Regions from separate parts of the Homo sapiens genome. Here region 2 is linked to region 1. The links are chromatin loops, found by intact Hi-C in ENCODE. Cell type or tissue: HCT116. All regions are shown on one strand. Links, peaks and the distances in the headings refer to the core of each region. The heading gives the core; the rest is flanking DNA.

Region 1 (4,397 bases), core at 190-4,189:
AAATTATGTGAATCTTTCAAGGTTCCACCTAAATGCCCACCCCAAATTCTTGATTCATATGATTCTTAGGGAAAATGACCTGTAGCTGTGTAATGTAGCAGCTTGGGCATAATTATAGCTTATTTCGTCTGGTAGCTTTTTAAGTTCCTGAAGAATAAAAAGCATGCCTGTCCTGAGTTTTATGTAGTAAGATTTAACACGGTTCGTACCACTAGTTGGGAGCTGGTTGTTATTTGTTGAATGGATGCATGAACTTCTGTCAATCTTTTGATTCTCCTAATAGCTTTCTCTGTGTTTAATTGAGGCTTTCCCCACGTCTTTTTCAGAGTCTAGAGCTTTTGGAATCTGCTTTTATTTCTTAACACTTGATTTTTTTGGGGGTGGAGGAGGAGTGTATTCTGTGTTCTTCTGTTTGTTCTCTATGGCTGGAATTACTTTTGGAAAGATGTGACACTGTTTCGATTTTGTCTCTGAGCCTTTTTACTCAGACAAAATCACAGGAGTTTCTCTCAGGACAGTCATGTTCTTTAGGTGACTTGGCCCTTGCTCTAGCAAGCCTACCTTGGTTGAGCGTTTGGCTAGGAGAAGTGGGAGAGCAGTTGACGCAAATACCGCTGTCCTATGACCTGACCCTGGTATGCATGGTGCTGTGCCCTACGGTCACTATTTTTGATGATAGGACTTTGTCCAGTCAGCTTAGCGGAAAAGATCATACATGTTGAACACTGCGAAAGTGAACTTTCCCAAGATATTCTTTTGGGGAATTTTCTGAGCTTTTGTGGTTCTTTACAAGTTACTTGTCTAATTTGTACATTCACCTCTGCTGTCCCATGGGCCTTGGCAAGTGACAGCTGCAGTGCCGATGTTTCAGAGTAGAGAAGCTTTGTTAGAGTGTGGGGTTATCTGGGAACTCTCTTCCAATTTATGTGGTCTAGTTCTGTTTAAATTCTTTCTCCATTACAATTCCCTTTAGCAAAAGTTATGCCAGTAATTTCCATTTATTGCCTCCTTAATGATGACATGGTGTTAAAAGATGTTTATATGATCCTACATATCTTAGTACTTTCAAAATAAAGAGACTTTTAGTGATTTACTGCTAGGAGGCTATTTCTGTCTAAATCATGATAACATGGACGTGATCTTAGAATTAGTAGTTATGCTTTTTTCTTCCTCCCCTCCATAGGAGACTATGTTTCTAGGGCTGGCTTTGACTATTAAATATGTCTACAGTCAGTCCTCCATGTCCATGGCTTCTGCATTTGTGGATTCAGTTAAATGTAGATTGAAAATACTTGGAAAAAAATGGATGATTGCATCTGTACTGAACATGTACAGACTTTTTTTCTTGCCATTATTTCCTAAATGTTATAGTATAACATCTGTTTACATAGCATTTACTTTGTCTTAGGTATTACTCTAGACATGATTAAAGTATACAGGAAGATATGCATAGGTTATATGCAAATACTACATCATTTTATACAGGGTTCTTGAGCATCCATGAATTTTGGTACCAATCCCCCACGAATACTGAGGGGCAACTGTATATCTTTTTTCTTTTGTGGGAAGTGGGGCCAAGGATCGGATAATCTGTGATCCTCACATAAAAATATTCTGAAATGTCAGTTTATATGATTCTTTGATTTTTCCAGATCTATATTTCTGTGGTATAGGAAGGTAATAAAGGTTACGATAAAGAAACAGAGTATTCCCCGTCCTGCATCCGGATACTGGCCTTTTTCTGATTGATAGAAATTGGGGTTTTCTAATTCATGCTGAATCTGAATCTCCTCCTCCAATAATGAAGGTCCATAGGAAATTCTACCAGGTGGATCTGTAATGGAACATGTTCCCTGTGTGACTTAAGGAATTCAGACTCATTACTTTCTAGGCACCCTTGGTGGAATGTTCTTCAATAACATGGGAGAGTGGGATGCTTTTGAAGACACAGGTAGAGCTGCAGAGAAACACGTAATCACTGATTTTCGTGTTGTGAGTTTATTCACATCATAGGATAATGGCTTGTGGAAATACAACCCTGGCAGGTCTGAGCAGTCTTCTTTTCCCAACAGAGCATGTCTGCTTCTGCTGAGAACCTAGGACTAGAGCTCACCATATTCCAACCAGCGCCCCTCTGGGCTCCTGGGCTGGCTTTTAAAAAAGCCTTGTTCCTAGCGGGTTGGTTGGGTAAAGCTTCCTGGTATGGGAAAGGGGCAGGTATGCAGGTAGTCACCAAGCTGGGGAGTGCCTGGCACAGAGCCGGTGACCAAGACCTCTCAGGAGATGAAAGTCCGCTGCTGTTCATGAGATCATCCATGCCTAAGAGGTGTGGCGGTGGCATTAGCCTTGGCTTTAGAAAGTTGAAAGCACACGAATAATGTCTTCTTTTGAAGGTGGCTTATAACAACGTTTCTTTGCCTAAAAACTCGTATTTCTGTCAGGTTTGCTCAAGCTGAGGATGGCGATTTGCCACTTCATTAGATGACTCACGTCACTGAAAAAAGACATTTAGCCCCTTCTCCTGGACTGTCCAAACCTAGGAATTTCCTGCAGGAATGCCAAGGAGATCTTCAAACAGCCAAACACAACTTTTGCCTTGGTGTGCAGGCGTGCTTCTGTTTCTGTCAAAATAAATTAGGCTGCTAAGTCGTAAATTAGGAAAATATTTTGCTACTTGTGTTTCTTATTTAGCAAGTAGAATAAATAGCTGGCCTCAAAACAAAACAAAAACCCAAACCAACCTCAAGTCGATTGACAGAAGATGATTCTGCCTTTGCCAAGAGTGAGGACGTACCTTCTCTGGGAGACAGGAAGCCTTCATCTGTCTCCCTCTGATTTGACTCAGTCCTTACCTTCCATGTACCTCTGGTCAGGTCACCTTGCCCATTTCTCCCATTGCCCTTCATATTGGGTTGGGGTTTGCAGGCCTAAGGAGGAAGCACGGGAGGCCTATCCATATCTGAACTCTGTTTCCTGTCTCTCTTCCACCAATGTGAGGTTTCTCCTCACATTGCTTTTACCCAATACATGAAAGATTTCCTTTGTCAAGCTTATTGGAATGCCCTGTGGGAGGGATGCTATGCAAAAACATAAATGTATTGCATAACTGCCCAGTCCTTAGAGATGCTAGAGCATCCTTGGCACCTTCACAGACCCCACTCTCTGGTCAGTCCCTAGAGAGCAGGGTGAGGTGCACTTGAGAGGTGGCTTTGTCCTCTACCCCAGTACCATGGTCCATGGTGATGACCTTTATCCCAGCTCTGATAAAAGGCTATTTTAGGTTTTCTAAAATACAGTTCCTCACCTAGCCCAGAAAGGAATATTTCCATTTTTTCCCCCTTTCCTCTTGTCTGATTATTTCCAGCTGCTGTTCCTTTACACGTCAGATTTGTTTCTCCTGTGTCACCTTGAGGCAACTGACATTCGTGACTAATTATTAGAAAGGGCAGCCTTTTAGTTTATTTTGATGAAAAAGTCTCAGAGAACTCTGTTAGATACACTGTATTTGAGCAGGTGACATGTTGATGTTTGGGATTTGGGAAACAGATCCAGCAAAAGTAGAGTTTTTAGCATGGTAGCTGGAGGAGTCAGAAGGTCCAAGGAGAGCTTCATGAACTTATTTATTGCTAACGCCCTGTGTATTCTCTGAACTAATTCCAGGCTTTTAAACTTAATACCAAACAGCCAGGCCAGGTGGTCACGGGGCTTACGGAAGGGTCATCTTGGAGCAAAGAACCACACAATGAACTCTTATCCAGCTAACGTTTTTTTTCTCCCCTGTAAAATCAAATTAAATCAACCTCAGTTTGGAGGATGTGGAAATGGGGGGAGAGTATGATTGGAGTCCTGGCCATTTGGTAATGCCAGTGGTTTGTGGGAGCAGTCTGGCTATGAAGGATGCATAAAAAACAACTCTACAATTTAAACTTATTTCAGAAAAGGGCTTTTTGTTTGGCACACACTGTTGCAAGCCATTTTTGATCCTTCATTGTGAAACCTTCATTCGTTGGCATATTATATAAGGTCAGCGCAAATACGGTGTTGAAAACACATGGATCATGGTACATCCCTAGAGCTGTAAAAGAGACTGATAAAAGATGGTATGTACTAACATGAAGAGAGCTCCAAGAGATATACTACTGGGTAAAAACAGCAAATGACAAAATGAAGAATAGAGTTGCTACCAAAAAGGGGCAGCAAACCAATACACTCTTTTGGATTTCCAGTGTAGAGGAAAATCTTACCTCAGTTCGTGGCACACAGTTATCAGTGGTCTGGGCAGGACCTTTTTCAGAATTACCCTGTACAACATTATTTCTTGACTTTCTTTTATCCTTATTCCCTTACTCGTGCCTTTCCCCCTTAGTCAACCTTTTGAATATTTATGTATATCCTTT
Region 2 (4,397 bases), core at 179-4,178, 56 kb after region 1:
TCTGTTGCCCAGGCTGGAGTGCAATGGTGTGATCTCAGCTCACTGCAACCTCTGCCTCCCGAGTTCAAGCAATTCTCCTGTCTCAGCCTCCCGAGTAGCTGGGATTACAGGCATGCGGCACCATGCCTGGCTAATTTTTGTATTTTTAGTAGAGATGGGGTTCACCATGTTGGCCAGGCTGGACTGACACTCTTGATCCCAGATGATCTGCCCACCTTAGCCTCCCAAAGTGCTAGGATTACAGGCGTGAGCCACTGTGGCTGGCCTATATTTTTCAATAATTAGAAAAAAGTTACTTTAGAAATCAAATTTATAAATTGCAAGTTGTCATTTTTCAAAGTACTAAGATTACACAGGTTTTATACGGTGAAGAAATATAATATCTATTATTATAATTAGTATTTATAATCAGTCTCTCACCAGAGAGAAGTTCATTTTTCAGAAAGATAATTAAGTTGGAATTGCATCCCAAATTTAAGTGGAAGTAGAGGAGCTTTACATAGACTGGGCTTTAATACTTGGTAGAATGACAGTAGTGTGAGTTTATGGGCAGTGTCTAACTCTGAAGCATAAAATAGAGAGTCTATTTACTGATGATTTAATTAAATTTGGATAATTATTTCATAGAAAATATTTCTTTCTAAAATCCTAACTCTCCCCCACGAGTAAACTATAAAGTGACAGGTGGATCCTTATACCTTTTTTTTTTTTTTTTTTTTTTTTTTGAGACCAAGTTTCACTCTTGTTGCCCAGGCTGGAGTGCAGTGGCACGGTGTTGGCTCACTGCAGCCTCCACCTCCCAGGTTCAAGTGATTCTTCTGCCTCAGCCTCCCAAGTAGCTGGGATTACAGGCACCTGCCACCATGCCCAACTAATTTTTATATTTTTAGTAGAGATGGGGTTTCACCATTTTTTCCAGGCTGGTCTCGAACTCCTGACCTCAGGTGCTCCACCCACCTTGGCCTCCCAAAGTGCTGGGATTACAGGCGTGAGCCACTGTGCCCAGCCTATCCTTATAACTTTTAAAATCTGTGCTATTATCTTAATATTTATGAAATTATTATGTCAAAGAGCTGCGTTGTATGATATGTTTTAAAATCTTCCTGAGTGAATCAATACACTATAAAGTCTGTACCCTACAATTTATTTTCTATTTTTTTTTCTAATAGGGATTTGAAAGCTGGTAATATTCTTCTGGGTGAGGATGGTTCAGTACAAATAGCAGGTAAAGCTGATAAATAGAAAAATTTTTTACTTGATTACGGAAGTGTTACAGTTTCAAGGAATGTAGAATCATTCCTGAGAAATGAATAAATGCATGTAATCTCTTTTCAGAATGATATTTACAGAATGTTTGGGTCCGAAGGATAACATATTTTCCTTATTGTTTTGATAAGTCATTAGATCATCCTGTGAAAAATGCCATTTTAGTACATAGCTTTTTGATAAAGAATAATTTTATTTTCAATTTTATTATGTTTTCTACCTTTCACATTTTATAATGGTAATACTCATATAACTTCAAGAAATGCACTTGTAAAAACATTTTTCGATAGGTTTGAAAATTTAAAACATCATACACATCAATTAAAAACTAATTTATTTCTTAAGAGGTATCTGAAAGAATTGTGAACATTAAAAATCTGGGCCTTATTTTGTTTTTAACTCTGACCCAACATGGCTATTCTTGACAAAGCTGGTAGGCTGGGGATGCAATGAATGTCTTTTACATGAACACACAATATCAGGTGAGCACCTTTCGTGTTCAAAGCCTCTATTTTGTTATTGGCCCTAGAGTAACCTTAAAGGCCTGGGATAAGATGTAGCCACGCCCATATTAACTCTTGCTTTACCCATGTCGTTGAAAGTCTGTCTCAGCAATCCTTTTAGCTTTCATGGTTTCTTGGGGGAGTGTTCTTGGCATTTTTTGGCTAGACAGTCATTCCCTCTACTGGAGTGACCCTGTCATTGCAGAGACGCGTAAGATGAGCCCACTTGTACCCATCACCTAGTTTCAATAATTATCAATCTTTGGCAATTCTTGATTCATCTGCTGCCCCCCACCCCCACCCCCCGACTCTGGTGCCTCTCCTCATCGTGGAGGCTGGATTTTGTTGTTGAGCCATCTGAGTTAGTGCTTTGTGTGTGCATATCTTGTCCTCATGAGTGGACCTTATCCCATAGGCTAAGGACAGTTTGAAAAAGTACTTCAGTTAAACAAGTAACAGCTAAGAGACATCTGTGGGCAAAGATTTCAAACTGTCCAGCCCCAAGCAGTCTAGTTGTTCAGAGTGCAGGCTCTGGTGTCAGCTGACTTGATCGAAATTCTGAGGCCACCACTTAGTAGCTGTACCACCTTGGGCAAGTTACCAAACCTTCTTAAGACTCAGTTTCCTTAAAGAAGGGTAAAAATATAAACTACTTCATCTTCTTTCATGAAATCAAGGTCCAGTGATCTTAACAGTGGCCAACACATAATAGGCAAGCAGTAAATATCAATAACTGCTGTTCTACCATGGCTGCTGCTGCTACTGCTGTTGCTACTATTACTACTATTACTTCTGTTACTACGACTAACAGGATCACAGTGATACTCCCTTGCACTGACTGGAGATCATGTGACCCTCAAATTGTCCTGCAAGAGCTTCAGCTCTGAGGAGAGTTTATGACTTATCAAAAGGTAATACTTATTAATTATGGAATTTGGAAGCTAACTTGCCATTAATCTTGCTCTAAGATGATAAGGAAGTACAACTAATTTTCTGTTTTATGATGAAATGATGATTTCTCACTAAAAGGGTCAAAATAGCAGTGAACTGCCTTTGAAATGTGAAGGCTGGTCAGCCCCTGCCTTATTCTGTTACTTGGTCCTCTGCCAGTCATCTCATCCCATTATTCTTGTCAGATTAATGATCCGAGCCTCTCCCTGAGCCTTCTGGAACACATTGTCCTTTTCTTTTTCCCAGTAAGAATCCCCGAGGTAAGATTTCCTGGCTTTTTCCTTCCATCACAGGCCTTTGGGTTTTTCCTCACTGCCGAGGAGTCTGTTGTGACCCAGTACGTGCCTGCACTGTGCGGGCTGCTGAGTTCAGAAGGGCTCAGGCAGGAAGCCCCTGCACAGGGTAGGTGTGGGAATTAAGTGAATTGATGTGTAGAGAGGGCTGTGCCTTTTCTATGCCTGGCATGTGCTGAGGACTTTGTGTTCCAGCCATCCGGGACTTCCTTGGTATCTTTTTGAGTATGCGACTTCATGCTTGTGTAATAACACAAACTGGAATGGCCATTTCCCAGATGTATGGTGGCTGCTTGACAGGCACCTAAATGTACAGCTTCTGCATCTCTGGAACTGTCGCTTTCTAGAATTCACATTTAATTTCTCCCATATTCTCTGACCTGATCATAACATCCAACTAATACAGTATTTAAAGTTTGAATTTTTAAAGTGTTCACTATAATATAAGGTTATTGCCTTAAAGCATTTTTAATGTCTCCTTGGAAAGGTAGATGTTACTGCTGTCCTCATTTTATAGGAGATTGACTTTCTTGGTCAGGTACTTGGTTGCTGCCTGAACAAAAATGAGGACCAGGAGTCTCTGGGTCTTTTACTGGCATCCTTGTCGGTGGGTGAAACAGGCGAGATCGGGGGGAAGAGTGGAATGTGGAGACTCAGCAACGGCAGGGGTGAGACGGTCCCTTTTTGTTGCTACCTGGACAAATAATACATTGTTTTTACCCAGTCTGTTTTTGCTCTTTCCCCTTTGTATCTTTATGCCTCTGAGGCCCTGTAGTTTGAAATAAAAGTTAAGCAGGGGAGAAGTTAAGTTTGCATTTATTTCTTTGAGTGTAATATACATTGCCCACCTTGAGAATATTATTGTGTGCACTGTTTTTAAGAAAGGGCATTTTTGCTATCCTAATAGAAAACATAATGATTTTTGTTTTTTTTTAGGGGAAACACTCACTTTTACATATGTATAAATTCCCTTTTTCAGAACTTTTTATCAGAAAACAGAAGATTAAAGGGCCTGATTTAGACCATGAGAAACCCTCACTTTATTATGCAGCTAGAAGTGTGGTGGATAGGATAATGAGCCTGGTTCTGTTGAACACAGTCCAAATTCTCTGGGAAGAATGTACATTTCTATTGAACGTGGGTATAAAATCAGGAACTAATGTGTCTTGAGTGCTTCCTGTGTGTCAGGCTAGGTTTTGGATTCTGAATGCTTTGAGTCTCATTCAGTCCTCAGCACAACTCCATGAGGAAGGTACTATTGCATCCATTTTACATAGGAGAAACTAAATTACAGTGGGGAAGTCAGTTGCCCAGGTCACACGTAGAATAAGCGGTGTAGCCATGCTTTGGGTTTGGACAGTCTGACTCTAGAAACTGTCAACTC

What was found. Peaks named below come from ENCODE experiments on the same cell type or tissue, not always from the same donor. Only the 100,000 strongest peaks of a DNase experiment are listed, where the experiment ranks them.
Region 2: it touches region 1 in a loop (6-fold over the local background); 3 of 110 quality-filtered maps call a loop at or near these places.

Annotation. Positions count from the first base shown.
Region 1 is chr2:168,214,690-168,219,086 of GRCh38, reverse strand. The region is part of intron 1 of STK39 (serine/threonine kinase 39); the gene reads left to right. Among named protein-coding and RNA genes, the nearest start is that of STK39, 31 kb to the left of the region's middle. In HCT116, for the core only: no CTCF peak of the experiment used is centred there; a DNase peak (open chromatin) is centred at 2,316; H3K4me3 peaks cover 1,656 bases; H3K27ac peaks cover 4,000 bases.
Region 2 is chr2:168,158,615-168,163,011 of GRCh38, reverse strand. It overlaps STK39 (serine/threonine kinase 39), which reads left to right. Exons shown (of 18, transcript NM_013233.3): 5 at 1,170-1,225. Among named protein-coding and RNA genes, the nearest start is that of STK39, 87 kb to the left of the region's middle. In HCT116, for the core only: a CTCF peak has its summit at 1,940; a DNase peak (open chromatin) is centred at 1,901; H3K27ac peaks cover 292 bases.